2 separate regions of the Homo sapiens genome follow, and region 2 is linked to region 1. The links are chromatin loops, found by intact Hi-C in ENCODE. Cell type or tissue: heart right ventricle. All regions are shown on one strand.

The links. Peaks named below come from ENCODE experiments on the same cell type or tissue, not always from the same donor. Only the 100,000 strongest peaks of a DNase experiment are listed, where the experiment ranks them.
Region 2: a loop joins it to region 1, with 7 times the contacts of the local background. A loop is called at or near these places in 4 of 110 quality-filtered maps.

What each region holds. Positions count from the first base shown.
Region 1 is chr4:186,944,229-186,952,228 of GRCh38, reverse strand. All of the region lies in intron 1 of LOC102723906 (a long non-coding RNA gene), which reads right to left. Among named protein-coding and RNA genes, the nearest start is that of FAT1, 220 kb to the right of the region's middle. RefSeq lists an enhancer at 4,789-5,576. In heart right ventricle, CTCF peaks have their summits at 3,069 and 5,380 (motif pointing right); DNase peaks (open chromatin) are centred at 3,078 and 3,542; H3K4me3 peaks cover 628 bases; H3K27ac peaks cover 2,300 bases.
Region 2 is chr4:187,172,520-187,180,519 of GRCh38, reverse strand. No RefSeq gene overlaps it. Among named protein-coding and RNA genes, the nearest start is that of LINC02374, 25 kb to the left of the region's middle. In heart right ventricle, no CTCF peak of the experiment used is centred here; no DNase peak of the experiment used is centred here; H3K27ac peaks cover 2,673 bases; H3K27me3 peaks cover 429 bases.

The sequences.
Region 1 (8,000 bases):
GGGAATTTCACATGTTGGGTCTTATTTTTCAAATTGTGATCAGCCTGTCTGGATCAAAAAAACCTGAGGTGCTTCTTAACAATGCAGTGCTGGGCCTCACCAAAAACCTACATTTAGAACCTCTCCAGGTAGTGCCAGGAGGTATGCATTTTAACACACAATCCAGGGGATTCTTCGACATAAAAAACTTAAGAACCACAAGCTTCGAGATTCAAATCCAGGCATGTATGAAGTAGCCTGAGAGAGGATATAAACAGACTGGAATGACATTTTTCTCAGTAATAGAAAAAACAGTCTTAAAATTTGTTTGGAATCAAAAAGGAGCCCAAATAGCCAAAGCAATCCTGAGCAAAAAGAACAAAGCTGGAAGCATCACCCTGCCTGGCTTCAAAATATGCTATAAGGCTACTGCAAACAAAACAGCATGGTATTGGTATAAAAAGACACATAGACCAGTGGAACAGAATAGAGAACCCAGAACTAAATCCATGTACTTATAGCCAACTGACTTTTGAAAAAAGGCATCAAGAATATATGCTGGGGAAAGGACATTCTGTCCAACAAATGGTGCTGGAAAAACTGGACATTCATATGCAGAAGAATGAAACTAGACCCCTATCTCTCACCATATGCAAAAATCAACTCAAAATGAATTAAAAACTTAAATATAAGACCCAACAGGATGAAACTACTAGAAGAAAATACAGGAGAAACACTCAAGGACCTTGATTTAGGCAAAGATTTTATGGCTAAGACCTTAAAAGTACAGGAAACAAAAAATAGACAAACGAAACTATGTTAAACTAAACTTCTGCACAACAAAGGAAACTACCAACAGAGTGAAGACACAACCTCTTGAGTGGAAGAAAATATATGCAAACTATTCATCTGACAAAGGTCTGATATCCAAAATATACAAGAAACTCAAATTACTCAACAACAAAACAACAACAAATAATCCCACTAAAAATGGGCAAGGGATCTAAACAGACATTTCTTTAAAGAAGACATACAAATGACAAACAGGTATATGAAAAAATGCTCAAAATCACTAGTCACCAGGAAAATGCAAATCAAAGCCGCAATGAGGATTGTCTTGCCCCAGTAAGATTGGCTACTAACAGGAAGCCAAAAAATAGATACCGGCAAGGATGCTGTTGGTGGGATTGTAAATTAGTACAGTCATTATGTAAAATGGAGATTTCTCAAAAAAAAACTGAAAGTAAAACTACGATACAATATAGCAATTTCATTAGTGGGTAATTTATCCAAAGGAAAGGAAATCAGTATAAGAGAGAGATACCTGCACCCCCATGCTTATTGCCGCATTATTCACAATAGCAAAGACATGGAATCAACCTAAGTATCCATCAACGAACAAGTGGATAAAGAAAATGGAGTATACATACACAATTAAATATTATTCAGCCATAATAAAGAATGAAATCCTGTCATTTTCAGCACCATGGGTGGAACTGGAGGTCATTATGTTCAGAGAAATAGGCCAGGCACAGAAAGACAAATACCACATGTTCTTACTTATATATGGGAGCAAAAAAAGATGATCTCATGGAGGTGGAGAGTGGAATGACACAAGAAGCTGGGAAAGGGGGTGGCAGGAGAGATGAAGGGAGGCTGGTTAAGGGGTACAAACATACAGTTAGAGAGAAGAAATACATTCTAGCGTCCAGTAACACAGTAGGGTGACTATAGTTAACAATAATTTATTGTACATTTCAAAATAACTAGAAGAGAAGATATGAAATATCCTCAACATAAAGAAATGATAAATGCTCAGGGAGATGGTTATCTTAAATACCCTGATCATTACACATTCTATGCATGTATCCAAATATCACACGTCCCATGTGAATATGTACAAATATTAGCAATCAATTTTTAAAAAGATTGGGAACTACGGAAACGGAAGCCTCCCTAGTAATGATTAACAGGAGTAAATTACAGGAGCACCTGAGATTTAATTAATAATAATTAATTGTGTATACTGCTTGCATACCTGCTACACGGTAAACATAATAGCACATTGCTTGATTTCTAATAAAACTCTTGAATGGTGTGCTACTCCTATATTCACAGGTGGGGACACAGTGGCTCAGAAACATTAAGTGACTGCCCAAGGACATACAGCCAGTAAGCACTAACCTGCTATTTATATAAAGATATGAGCCACAAAATCACACGGCTGTTACAGGTGAAACAGGATTATACAGTCACGCGCCACATAACGACATTTTGGTCAGCAATGGATCGACATAGGATGGTGGTCCCATAAGATGATGATACTGTATTTTTACTCTACCTTTTCTATGTTTAGATATATTTAGATACACAAATACTTACCATTGTGTTACAGTATTCAGTACGGTAACGTGCCGTAGAGGTTTGTAACCCAGGATCTACAGGCTGTACCATACAGCCTCCGTGTGTAGTAGGCTATGCCATCTAAGTTTGTATAAGTGCACTCTATGATGTTTGCATGACAAAATCACCTAATGACACATTTCTCAGAGTATTCTTGTTAAGCAGTACATAGCTGTATTTACAATTATGTATGCCCTAAAGGGCCACTAGTTAGCATTAATACATGTAAGCCAAGAGGCTTCAGCAGGGAATTCTTCCCCTCCTACAACAATTCTCCTTAGAGCCATAATAATTGAACAAGCTATCCTCTTATTTTCAGAAGGCTACAACTACAGGGGACTGAAAACAAACTAACACGACGTTTGAATTTAAAAAGACAGTAATACTTAGCCACAGCTCTCTCCAAACCACTTGGAATGGTGTTTCCAGTTGTCTGATTAGCAGGGCAGGTGGTTCCACTGCTAGGACTCACTGGGTGTCGGTTCTATCATCCCAGCACCCAACACAGGACCGTTTCAGACACACTGAGACCCAGAAGGAGCCTCAGCTCCCATCACAGGTCCAGTCTGGATGTGGTAGGGTACGAAAGGGAAGCGAGTACAATGATGAAAATCCTGATGGTGACCCCTGAGGCAGAGGAAGGCACAGCTAATGTCTGCCCACTCATGGCTTCCCACTTAACTCTGGGCTCCGCTGCCCACCTGTGGCCTGAGATGGGACGACAGGGAGCGAGAGAAACCCCTCTCTGTTTGGAGACTGCCATCACTCCCAGCCACAGACAGCCCTGATCTGTCTCTATCTCTAGACACAATAGGATCTCACCCACTACGTAGGAAAGGGTGATGTCAATTTGGAAGAGGAAGGCTACAAAAATGCAGCAACAGCCAAACATCTCCTAAGAGCAATTAACCTCAAAATAATTCGTAAGCTGGACATTTCCCATTCTAAGATATACAAAACGAGCAATTCCAGGCATATCTCATTGGTGACAGGAAAAGGAAAGCATATCTTCTGAGATCTTTCCAAATACTCCAACCCCCACAAGATGTGCTCCACTTGATGAACACTGCTTCCTGCAGCTGTTGGTTTTCTCACTGGCCTCCCTGAATCTCCCTCAGTCTGGCCTCGCCCCACAGCCACGCATTTCAAAGGCTAATGAGGTTCCTAATCTGATTTCTCCATCAATCGAGCCCTGGCTTTGCTGCGAGGAAAACGATGCCTTCGCAGCCACCAACACAGTCTGTAGACTGTATATTTAGCCTGGAGATTGAGTAGTTAGTGTACAAACATGTTTTTATCATCTGTAAGCATTCCCAAAATAAGTACCTCTGGGGACGGAATGGAAGTCTGATAGATTCCAGTCCCTAATGTGCTTTGAAATTTTCTTATCACAGAAGGGAGATCGCAGGGCTCTCTTTTTCCCATGCTCAAGATATCTTTTTGGTGACTTCACATTCTATAAGCTATTTTTAGTGGTTAAATACTCGCTTCTTAAGAGCAAAGCTGCCTCTGTCCATTTGTGGTCTGGGAATAAAAAGAATCTCAAAATATCGACAAAGTGTACAGCCCTGTTCTATTGATCTCGTCTGGCTAGAAATTACCTAAATATTTCATCAGAGCAGAAAATATACCTGGCACCTTAAAATACTGGCATAACAGTAGTTCTATATAAACTGGCTTTCTTTAGGGGATAAAAAGTCCTCTTAAAATTTGTTACTGTTCAAAAATTTTTTTTAACATTTTCAAACTGGAAATGATCAATAATTATTTTAAAAAATCAAAATCCTAATGTAAATATTGAAACCAAAAATGTTCCCAAGGCCAATTAACTTAGAGTTTTTTTAAGGATGGGAGAGGTGTGAAGAAGGATAAGATTATACCTAGGATAGGATCAATTTTGGAGTTTTATTGGAAAAATGTATACCAGTGGAATCATGTTTTTAAAAACGTGTAGAGCTTTTTTACCATAAGACACTCCCCTTTGATATCTCTAATGTCATATGTAAAAATCGCTTCATAAGGCTGGGTGAGGTGGCACATGCCTGTAATCCCAGCTACTCGGGAGGCTGAGGCAAGAGAATCACTTGAATGCTGAAGGCAGAGGTTGCTGTGAGCGGAGATCGCGCCACTGCACTCCAGCCTGGGCCACACAGCAGGACTCTTTCTCAGGAAAAAAAAAAATCAATAACATTTGTCCTTCTTTTATTTGCCATATCTGTTTGTTCAACAAGTAGAAAGCCAAATTGTGTTTTAGGGAAAGAAAAAGTGTGGTACAGACAGGACTATATGCCAACCAGATTACAACAGTTTATCAGTTATATCTGAGATTTTGCATAGCCAGTTCTTAAAACACATTTGGACTCTTAATCCTCAAGCAAGAATTTTACATGCATCCATATTGCCTGTTCCCTGCAAAGCAGCACATCTCTGCTGAAAAATGCTCACATCCGCTCCTCTGTTCACTCAACGACAAAACAGGGACATTCGGGCAGTTTTTCAAGTAAAGCTACCCACTGGCTTAGGTGGAATGCGATACCTTATTTCTTTCATTTAACTTCCATTTTGTCTCTGGAAAAATACCTAAGCAAACTGACTGCTTTTTCTGGTAAAGTAGCCATTTCTTTGTGATTGAAAATCATGAACTTTAATGAATGGGGGCCGGAAGGCTGAGCCCTCAAGACCATGGAGCAAGGGAGAGGTGAAGGCAGCTGGAGAGAAATGTGGGAGACTCCACAGAGCCTTCCCAGAAGGACGGGGCGACTTGGGCTTAACCCTGGTCCAGTTCAGGTCAGTGTCAGGGCCCAGAGAGTGCTTATCAGATGGCGGAGAACGGCGGCAGGAGCACAGGTGGCAAGGAATCTTGGAGTCTAGGTAGGAAAAGAGAGCAAAACGCGCTGAAGACAGACACTAAAGGCTGTGGGTATCAGACAGGCCCAGGCCCCACCTGCAGGAGGCTGACTCCCTGTGCCCAAGGCTCACCCGCAGCCAGAGGGAACCTTGCATCTCAGGCCAGCAGGTGGCCTGGGCTCCATCCCATCCCGTCAGCGCTGCTCAGTGGGATCTGCAGCTGCTGGTATACTCAGTGACTTCAGCTGGGAGGGGCAGATAAACATTGCAGAAAATCACTTATTTGCATTCATGACTCTTCCAGATCCTTTAAATTATCTCACTTAGCCATTAAATTATTTTGGTTAGACAGTAATTGTATTCTCTCATTAGCAAAGTGGGAGGTTTAACATTTTGCATTTCATAAGCCTGGAAAAACTGCAGTTCTTAAATCTCTTAGATAGTTAGGTTGTTAAAATTCAGAGTTAAAAAAAAAGCCTACTGCAAAAAAAAAAGAAAAAGAAAAAAAGAAATTAAAAAGTCCCCAGACTTGAGAATATGTACAGTGTTTAACAAATCCCTAAAAGCCTTTCCTGGCCATCAAGGCTGTGGACAGTGGCTCCCCCCGCACCCCCCTGCCCCGCCACCGCAGGTGACCTCTGCTCAGTGGCTCCCAAACCCAGTGCCTCTGGCCAGCCTGGGCTGTTGCGCCTTAGAGCCTGGCACGCCTTGTGCCAGAGTCCAGCATGGCCTTGAAACGTCTTAATCCACCTCTTACATTCATTGACTGTGCTGCACCATTTGACTCTTTCTTTTGAAACCACACTTTTTTCTCTGATGCTGCTCTGCTGGCTTTGTTCTCCAATTCACCCCTTCTCAGCCTTTTCTGCCCGCTCCTTGAGGAATGCCTTCTTCCCAGCTCTGTTTTAGACTTTTGTGTTCCACATTCCACTTGCTCCTCACAGGCAATCACTTTCACACCCATTGTTTCAACGCCCATTTGCATGTGGCAGCCCAGAACTTTCCTTGGAGCCTATAACTCCATAAGAATATCCTGTATGTGCCTCAATGTCTCTGAAATGAATCTCATTTTTTTCACTTGCACATCTCTTTCCTTCTAAAGTTTTACCACGTCTACCAATATGCCAGTCCCACAAGCGAGCCAATACCCACCCAACCTGTAGCCTCGGCAACACTCATTCACAAGTCCTTCAGCTGGGGCTCTCTAGATGTCCTTAGATCTAGACTCTCTCTTCCCCCAGGCCTCTCCTCAGCTGAGGGATGTGTCAGGCTTTGTCCAGATTGTTCCCATGGCCTCCTAGCGTTTTCCTCTCCTGATTTTGCTCCTCTCTGAACTATTCTTCAAGTTGCAGTCAAGTTAATTTATAAGACAACACAATGAATCTATGTTAACCCTGCTTAATATTTTTCATGGATTCCCCATACTGACAGGATAAAATCCAAACTCTTTAGAATGGCATGTATTTTACAGCAGTGCATTTGTTTGCAAAGAACGCAAATGGAGTCTCCCTAAAAGGGGTATTTATGAAAGTCTACAGAGCTATCCTATGGCACACAAAGCAGGAAGTGCACCACCAACGCCCCACTCATGACTCGCATGGCCTCGTCTCCACTTTCCCTGAGTGCCTGTGCTTCTCTCTACAGACCTGCTCAGCTGTACTTCAGGAGGTGGAGAAGAGCTGCTTCAGCCCCTGCTCTCGGTACCTCTGCTCACACATCCATCACACACCAATCAGACCTTTAGTTCATATTTTGGAAGACAAGTCTTACGCTTGTTTCAGCCAAGTCTATTGTTAGATTCCTCCAAGATCACAGAACCAACCCTTGTCCAATCAGCTCTAGCCAGGGACAGCCAGAGACAGGCATGTTAACTTGGCTCACATCTCCAGCAAGGTTGTGAATGATGGGCAGCCCCTGTAAAAAGGCATGTCTTGGGCAGGCGCCCCTAAATTTGAGTACATTGCAACAAGCAGAGCCTTTATTACCCTCTCACTCCCCAACCTTTCAGCCTGATTTCTGCCTGTAGCTCTCCCTTTCCATACCACAGTCCCGCAGTGTCCTGGGTTCCCGATGCATTTCCACTCTTGTTTACATGCACATGTGCTATTTATCTGCTTAGAATGCTTTCTCCTCTCTCCAAAGCTACCCTTGAACCCCAGGAACCATATACTTGGCAAACTACTAGTTGTCCTTCAAAATTCTGCGTAAATGTCACCTTCTCTTTGAACATCCTTAAAATCCACCCCCCTAGAATTAGACGTTCCATCTCAAGGATCCCGTCATGCTTTAAACATCTTCCAGTAGTACTTAAATGCACTGTACTGACATCTTTCATTTCCATCTCTCTTCTTAACAAAGAGCATCCCCTTTTAAAAATATTTTCTTTTATTTTTTTAATTGGCACATAATGTTCATGGGATACATAGTGATGATACATACAATGTATAGTGATCAGATCAGGGTAATTAGTGTATTTATCTTCTCAAACATTTGTCATTTCTCTGTGTTGGGAACATTCAATATCCTCCTTCTAGCTATTTGAAAGCATATCATGTATTATTGTTAACTATAGTCATCCTACAGACCTGCGGAACACCAGGACTACTCATCCTATCTAGCTGTAATTTTTTATCCTTTAAAGAATGTCTCCCTATCTCCCTTTTCCCTTCCTCTTCCCAGCCTCTAGTACCCTCTAAAGAACATCTGTTTTAATAGCAAAGTCCATATTTCTTGGTTACTGCTTAGGCACCAAGCATGGCTCTTGAGACACG
Region 2 (8,000 bases), 230 kb before region 1:
AAGTTTTTATGTCAGATTCTCTAAATTTGAACCAATATCTGCCTGATCTAAAATTTCCAAAATCAGAGAAATACTGAAGCTGGAAGGCACGGGGTCTAATGCCCTCATTTTGTAGATAAGGAAACCTGGACCTAAAAAGATTAAGTGGAGTGACAAAAATCACAAAACAAACTATTTAATAGAGATGGAACTAGGGTTAAATTCTTCTGACTCCCTGAAAAGACTTTTCAATACCAGTTGTCTCATTTACAGTTTACTTCTTTAGAGCTAATTTCTAGTTAAAAATTCAAACTCCTGGATGATATTTCTAAATCCCAGTTGCTTAGTTTTACACTTTAATTTGATAGCACAGTTTTTATATGTTCTTAATATGGTGTGATTCTACAGAGAAGGGAAATGGTTTTTTTATTGCTCTTACTGCTGCTTTTGTAGCACACACAAAAAAAGTCACAATATCAAAAATCTTCCAAAGCTTAGGTTTACTCTATTCAACTCTAATTTTAGTCCACAATTCTAACTTTGTGAAGGGCATGCATAGGCCCTTTCCATTCACTAAACGTTTCAGTGCTTGGGTTTGCTTCCCCAGACTTGCTCATTCATTCAGAGGTGACTCTCATTACCCGCATTTTGCAAGGGTCCCCTTGCAGCTTCCAATGTTACAGTCACATGGTACACATCAGATCAGCTCAGATTACAGAGTTAGGTACGGTTACGTTTACTTACTTCTCTTTGGTAAAACGCTAAAATGTCCCTGTCTGTTTATTATATTAGAAGATGGTTAAGTGCCTTTCCTGAATAAGAAGCCCTTATGTTCCACTTGGCTGTGAGTAACTTAAAAGTCTCTGGAGATGATCATGTCTGTTCTCAGAGGTTCTCCCTGCAGACTGATTGTGTAAAACAAATCTGCTTCTTCTCTGGACACACTTGGAAGTCTTTCCCCTCTCTTGTTCCCACTGATTTAAAAACCTGTTTCTCTGCTCCAGATCAGAAGAAAATGTTACTTTCCTAGTCAAAGATTTTGCATTGACCAAGGCTAATTAGATAGTCCAATTTATCTTTCAAAATTTGAAATCAAGTTTTATTCCCCTCAGCAACAATTTCCACCAATATGGTGTGACCATGTGATTTCCCCAGTAGACAAGCATATGAATAAAAGAAGAGCTGTTTAGAAATATCTTGATAGAAAACGAACTGTGAAATTCATAGCATATGTCTACGCCGTGGGAAACAACTGCTTCCAAAAGAAATGAGCCTAATTTTCTGACCCACTGGTGTGAGAGTGAGTGGACTTGGATCAAGTGCAAAGGAAGCCATCTGAGGATCTAGGGCCCCAGAGGAAGGGAACACGCTGAGGACCCTGCCCTTTGAACAGGTGAAGGCCCAGCTAACTTCTAGGCTCAGGACTAGGAGGAGATGGAATCATTATCGATGGTCAGATTGAAATAACTCTGGTTAAAATAGTCACATAATTGAAGCAGGATTCCAGTTTTAACATTGAATTATTGATTCATTCCTCCCTTCCTTCTCCATGTACAAACGCAGCCTAGCAATCTGAATTTGCAATTTAAAATACACTTTCTAAATGTCCGTCTGTCTCCCCTCCCCCTCTTTTTGTCTTTCCACAGCTTCAGCCAAAAAAAATAAAAATGGAATGGAATTTCTCAGAAACTATTAGGGAGCCAAAAAATATGCAAGATGCATTAGGGTTATGTCAGATCTAGGATCTAAGGAAAATAAGACATCCAGGAAATGTTTAAAAATCAGATCCCATCTAAGAGGACGCAGTCTTTGGATTGGCGCCTTCATGACCAGCAGGAATGATGCAGGAAGGATTATAGAGTCACTCATTCCCCAGTCAGATCTCACTTTTCCTGACGGCAAAATAAAACCGTGTCTCCACACAGCAGTAAAATTCATATTGCACTGATCAGTCGGGTTTTTATTGCTGATTAGGTTTCCTGAATAAAGAAAGTTCAGTAGTAGCCTTAATGAAAAAGCTTCCAATTTGATGGATGGGGAGAGTTTGAGCCTCATTTACTAGTACTATTTTGGTTAAGGTCTTCAAGATTTTACCAAATTGTCCTTGCAATAGTTTCAGCATATGCAACCGGCTGTTTTCCCAGCAAAAGAGCTATTGGCCTGGAAGCCCCACGAGCACTGCAGAGTGGCAAGTGGAAGGTCACAGACACTGCAGTGCACGGGAAAGTTCAGCAGGGCTGGACTGCAGCCTCATCTGTCCATGACCGCTGCACCATGCTGAGCAATTCACTTCATTTCACGGGCCCTACCTTCCTTCTCTGTAAAATGGGAAGTTGGCCAGGGGCCGTGGCTCATGCCTGTAATCCCAGCACTTTGGGAGGGTGGGGAGGCTAGAGTCCAGAAGTTCAAGACCAGCCTGGGCAACATAGTGAGATCCCCATCTCTACAAACAATTTTTTAAAAGTTAGCCGGGTATGGTGATGTGTGCCTGTAAGTCCCAGCTACTCGGGAGGCTGAGGCGGGAGGATTGCTTGAGGCTGGGAGGTTGAGGCTGCAGTGAGCCAAGATGGTGTGACTCCACTCCAGCCTAGGCGACCCCATCTCTTAAAAAAGAAAAATGCCAGGTGAAACCACTATGGCTCTAGCAACAGGAGAAAGCAAATGTTCTGATCACATTGAATCTGAGTTGTTTCCTGAGGACACTTCAGCCAAAATAACCACAATAAAAATAGCGTAGCATAAGGAGTTTCTACAGTAACAAGGGTAAAATAGCCAGAAGAAGTTCCTGTCAGATTTCTTGCACATTCCTCTGTTTGTTTTCATGGGAAAAGCTATATTTTTACATAGAAGCAGCAATATAATTTGCTATTGAGATACCAAGGTTCATATGTTTGTTCATAGATTGTTTATTATAAAAAAAAAATGTAAAGCCTGTTCACTCTAATCTGTGTGTGGTGGGGGAAGTTGGGGGCGAGGCAAGGACTCTCAATAGTGCCTTTCAAGTGAGCTCCGAAATAGCAGGGAACGATGCCTGGCACAGAGTAGGGCTCAACAGTGTTTACTGAAGAATACATTCATATACCGAAGAGCATCATGTTATTCATAACTTTGTTAGCAACTGATTGCATGACAAACAAAATGGGAAACATTAAAATATTTTAAATGTTATATAATTTATTTTTTGAAATGACTGAAAAAGAAAATAAATGAAAAAAAGGGGAATTTTTGCCACGTCGTGGATGAAATAGGCTTTTAAAGTGATAGTCAGAGCCTGACTTTTTTTCTATGATACAATATATTACAAGTTAAAAAAATGACATAGCTGCAAATTACTGAAAGACAGTCCGTCTGCAAGAGGAGCACAGCTCGCAGATAGAAACCACTGGGCCATGGAGAACTCCTCAGGCAACTTTTAGCAAATTACCTGCTGGCATTTTCTACAACATACGGCTGCAAGGCAGATGCGGAAAGTCTGCACTTTCCCTTCAGGCTGGAAGAGACGTCCGTCCTCTCATGCGCACGTGGGGTTGCAGGTAGGGCATAGAGGGTGGGCACCAGGAAGGACGCCATGGGAGACAGCCTGGGGACCCCTTTTCTTTTTCCTCGGGAGCAACTGCCCCATGTAAACCTCTCCCCTCTGTCCCTCATTTCTCCTCCCTTCTCCCTCTGTCTTAAATACTGGCTTAAGTGGGAAGTGTGGACAGCAGCCCCTGACCCGGCTGGCACCGAGGACATGGTCAGAGAGCAGCCACCTTCCAGAAAGCCCTGTTCCACCGGGCGCTGGCTGCTCCGCAGAGAGCCAGCCACGGGCGGCAGCCACGGGCGGAGTGGACGGCCCTGGACCCCGAGACGGGGGCAGAGCACCTTCCCGGCCCCGCCAGCCTCTTCCATGACCCCTCTGTCCTGACTCCTCCGTGACCGATACAAGACACTCAGGTGCCAGTCCCAGGAAAATCCGCTTCCTCCAAGCACCAGGGCTCCAGGCTCCCAATCACTCTCTTCTCTTTCTTCGTTATAAACAATTCGCTTCAGGGATCCCGTCAGTCCGTTATGTGTTCACGTGATACAGTGATTTGCCCGTGAGGATGTGACAGCCCACAGATGTTTGTATACTGAAGGACATCTGGTGTTCTCATTCGTAATATGTGGGGGATGCTGCTTCTGAGCAGGGGATTTTATGGCACCAGAGTCTCTGATGTCTTCAAACTATTCAGTAGGAAATAAAACATAATGAAATAAATTAACTGATTTATGTTTTTTAATCTTTACCCAATGGAGAGGTAGGGTTCTAATTTCTAATTTTTCGTAACAGACTGAAATTCAAAAAGGTTGAGCAACTTACTCAGATCTACATAACTCCATATTCCAAATATTATACATTTTGTACTTCATCACATAAGAATTTTCAGTAATATTCAGAATAATTAATTTTGAAAGCAAATGCAGAGTCTTTTCTATGTATGATGTTAGGACACAGGATCATCATACCTAAAATAGCAGGTGCTTGTAAGCTAGAAAGACCTGAGATTGGATATCAGCCCACCTGTTCTGAGACTAAGGGAAAGGCCTTCAAGCCTTCTGAGAATCATTCTCATCTGTGTGACGAGGGATTATGAATGTTTACCTGAATAGCTGTATTTAAATACTCCAACGAGTAGAAATAATCCTTGTTTAATGTTTCATATTTTTGAGAAGAAGAAAAATGGCCTGTTCTTTGGGAACTTATGTTTTTAAAAAATTACTAAAAGATACTAACAACTGTTATCATAAGTGCCTGTTTATTATATCTTCATTTTAAAAATATATATCAATCATAATGGTAGAATAATTTCAAAAATCTCTCTTGGAAACCCAAAACATACCAGTCTGGTGTTAAGACAAAAAAATGGAATGTTCTCCCAAATGAGAAAAGTAACTTCTTATTCTTGTGCAATGAAAAGAAAAAATTAAAAAAAAAAAAAGAAAATTAACTTCATAGGTTTTCACATAGAATGCAAACCCAGGGGTAATGCTGAAGAGACTCTGAGTGCTTCAGGGTTACGTGGAGGCTCGTCTTTCAGCCTCTGCAAGGAAATACTGGAGACACACAATAGGCAGGTCCTTCATGACCGAAAACCTTGCCTTCAGCTTTGCTTCCTTTCCACCCATCCCCTAGTGGCAGCAATTTATGGAACTGTCCAATACATAGAACTTCTGAACCATAAATAGAATTCACCAGAAGGAGCTTAACTATTTAAATGAAGATCATAATTCCCTCCCAGAGACATCATACATTTAAAAATCCATTCCATATAGCACGTTTAAAAAAATTTTAGAGACGAGTGTCTCACTGTGTTGCCCAGGCTGAACTCGAGCTCCTGGGCTCAAGCCACCGCCCTGCCTCAACCTTTTCAGTAGCTGGGACTGCAGGGATGTGCCTGGCCACACGTATTTTCGAGCTCCTTGTATGTGCACAATTTTTGGTGGCCATTAGAGAAGATGCAAAAATGATTAAGTGAAGGCAAGTTCCGGGAATTGACGTGGGATGGGAATGGCAGCCTAGCACACAGTGCCGTCAGCCTGGAGTGGGTGGTATAGCAGCTCCCCTCTTCGGCAGTTTCACTTGCTGGCCTTTCAGTTATTGGCAGGCAACCGAGAGTGAGATCACATGTGCATAACTTTTATTACATTATATTGTTATAATTGTTCTATTTATTATTTTATTGTTAAACCTTATCCTAGGTATGTATGTATACAAGAAGATATAGTATGTATAGGTTTGATACTATCTGCAGTTTTAGGAATGCACGAGGGGTCTTGGGACCTATTCCCCAAGGATAATGGGGATAACTATATAAACAAGTAGCATGGGATGGTAGAGGTAGGAGCATTGCTGCCTGGGCCACTTAGAAAAGGCTTTGGAGAAAATGACATTTGAGAATATATAGAGAATGGGAGGAAGGTATAATTCAGACATAGAGAGCAATGTGAGCACAAGGGAAGTGTAAATATGAATGATGCTCTGAGCAACAGCAGCAGGTTTTCTAGTTTGACTAGAGCAAGGAATACATGGTAGCAAGAGGTATCATTGTGTTAGGCAGAGTAAGGTCCCCCATTTGTGTCCATGGGCCAGACCTGGAACCTATGAAAATGTTATGTTTCATAAGGGGAAGTAGAGTTGCTATAAGCTAACCCAAATATAGGGAGATTATCTGGGCAGCCTAGCATAATCAGGACGGTCCTTGTAAGTAGAAGAAGGAGGCAGAAGAAGCCAGAGAGATGTGATGTGAGAAGGACTGACCTGCATTGCTGGCTTTGACAATGGAAGAAGGGGCCCCAAGCCGGGGAATGCAGGCAGCCCCGGAGGAGCAGGAGAAGACCAGGAAATGGATTTTTTTCTCAAGACTCCAGAATGACATGCAGCCCTGAGAACACCTTGATTTCAGCCCAGTGAGACCCACATCATGTGTTTGAGCTACAGAACCACAAGATCCTGATCCACATCACATGTCCGAGCTACCAAACTGCAAGATTGCGATCTGTGTTGTTTTAAGCCACTGAGTGTGTAGTCGTTTGTTACAGCAGCCACAGGAAACTACCAGAGAGGAGAGTGGAAAGCTTTACCGGGCAAGACTGGGAGGGCTCAGGTGCATCGCAGCGACGTCTGGACTTTATTCTAAGAATGTAATGCGTGAAAAGGGAATCACACGATGGATTCTGTGCTTGGAAAGCTGAATTTGCAGGCAACGTGGAGAGTACCCTGGAGGAGAGAGTGAGGCTGAAGGATGGAGGAGCACTGAGGGGGTTGTTGCAATGACAAAAGGCACTGAGTTGGTGCCATCGGTCTAGAGATAGAAATAGATCTAAAGACATAGTCATAAAACAGGGTGTCGAGCTAGTGCCACAGATGTCACATGCCTATTTCATATGTCCAGTGTCGTAGAGCTGGAGGTTCAAGGAAAGTCTCGGTAGCCAATTTGAAGGCTGGTATAGGCCTATTTCGCAAAGCTCAGAAACCAGAACCAATTCAGTTTCTCTAAAACACTAACCAATTTGTCTCCCTTTTCAGGTTTTATTATTGATAGCATTCAGATCATGTTTTCAGTCATTCATGACTATGTTTTAAAATTTCTCCCAAGATAAAAAAATCATGCAAAATAGCAACTTAAGAAAAGATTGGTTTGGTCAGGGCGTGGTGGCACATGCCTGTAATCCCAGCACTTTGGGAGGCCGAGATGGGTGGATCACAAGGTCAGGAGTTTGAGACCAGCCTGGCCAATATGGTGAAACCTCGTCTCTACTAAATATACAAAAATTAGCCAGGCATGGTGACAGGTGCCTGTAGTCCCAGCTACTCGGGAGGCTGAGGCAGGAGAATTGCTTGAACCTGGGAGGCGAAGGTTGCAGTGAGCCAAGATAGTGCCATTGCACTCCAGCCTGGGCAACAGAGCGAGACTCCATCTCAAAAAAAAAGAAAAAAGAAAAAAGAAAAGATTGGTTTGGCAATGCAGTCTTCTGTAACTCAACAATATAACACAGATGGCTGGACTCAGAAACCTAGGGGTCCAGCCATACTGCATAGAACTCAGAGGACAACCGGAGAATTTCATGTGTGATCACTTTCTCAGCCACAGCCCAGCCGGATTTGTATCAATACGACTAGATATCTTATTTATCTGAATAAACCCCATTCCTGCAAAGTATTTGGAAATAAGAAATCGACCCCTTTTATATTAGTTGCTTTCACTCACTCATCTGGAAAAAAAAAAAATGGACAATGGCTAAAGGCCAGGCCTTTGCTTGCTGGGCATGGGCGGTAGCACTTCCCTGCCCTGCATGTGCTGAGACTCTCGGGGAGGCCATGAGAGAGTGCATTTTTAGAGGGTGTGTAATAGAGGCGTGCACTAGGCACAGGAAAAGCACAGAGCCCAAAACTCAGGCTGGAGAATTAGCAAAGGCTTCTTGGAGGAGATTGGTTTTGAAGGCTGTATGGGAACCGCTAAGACAGAAGGGAGGGCAGACAGAACGCAGAAGAAGATAGA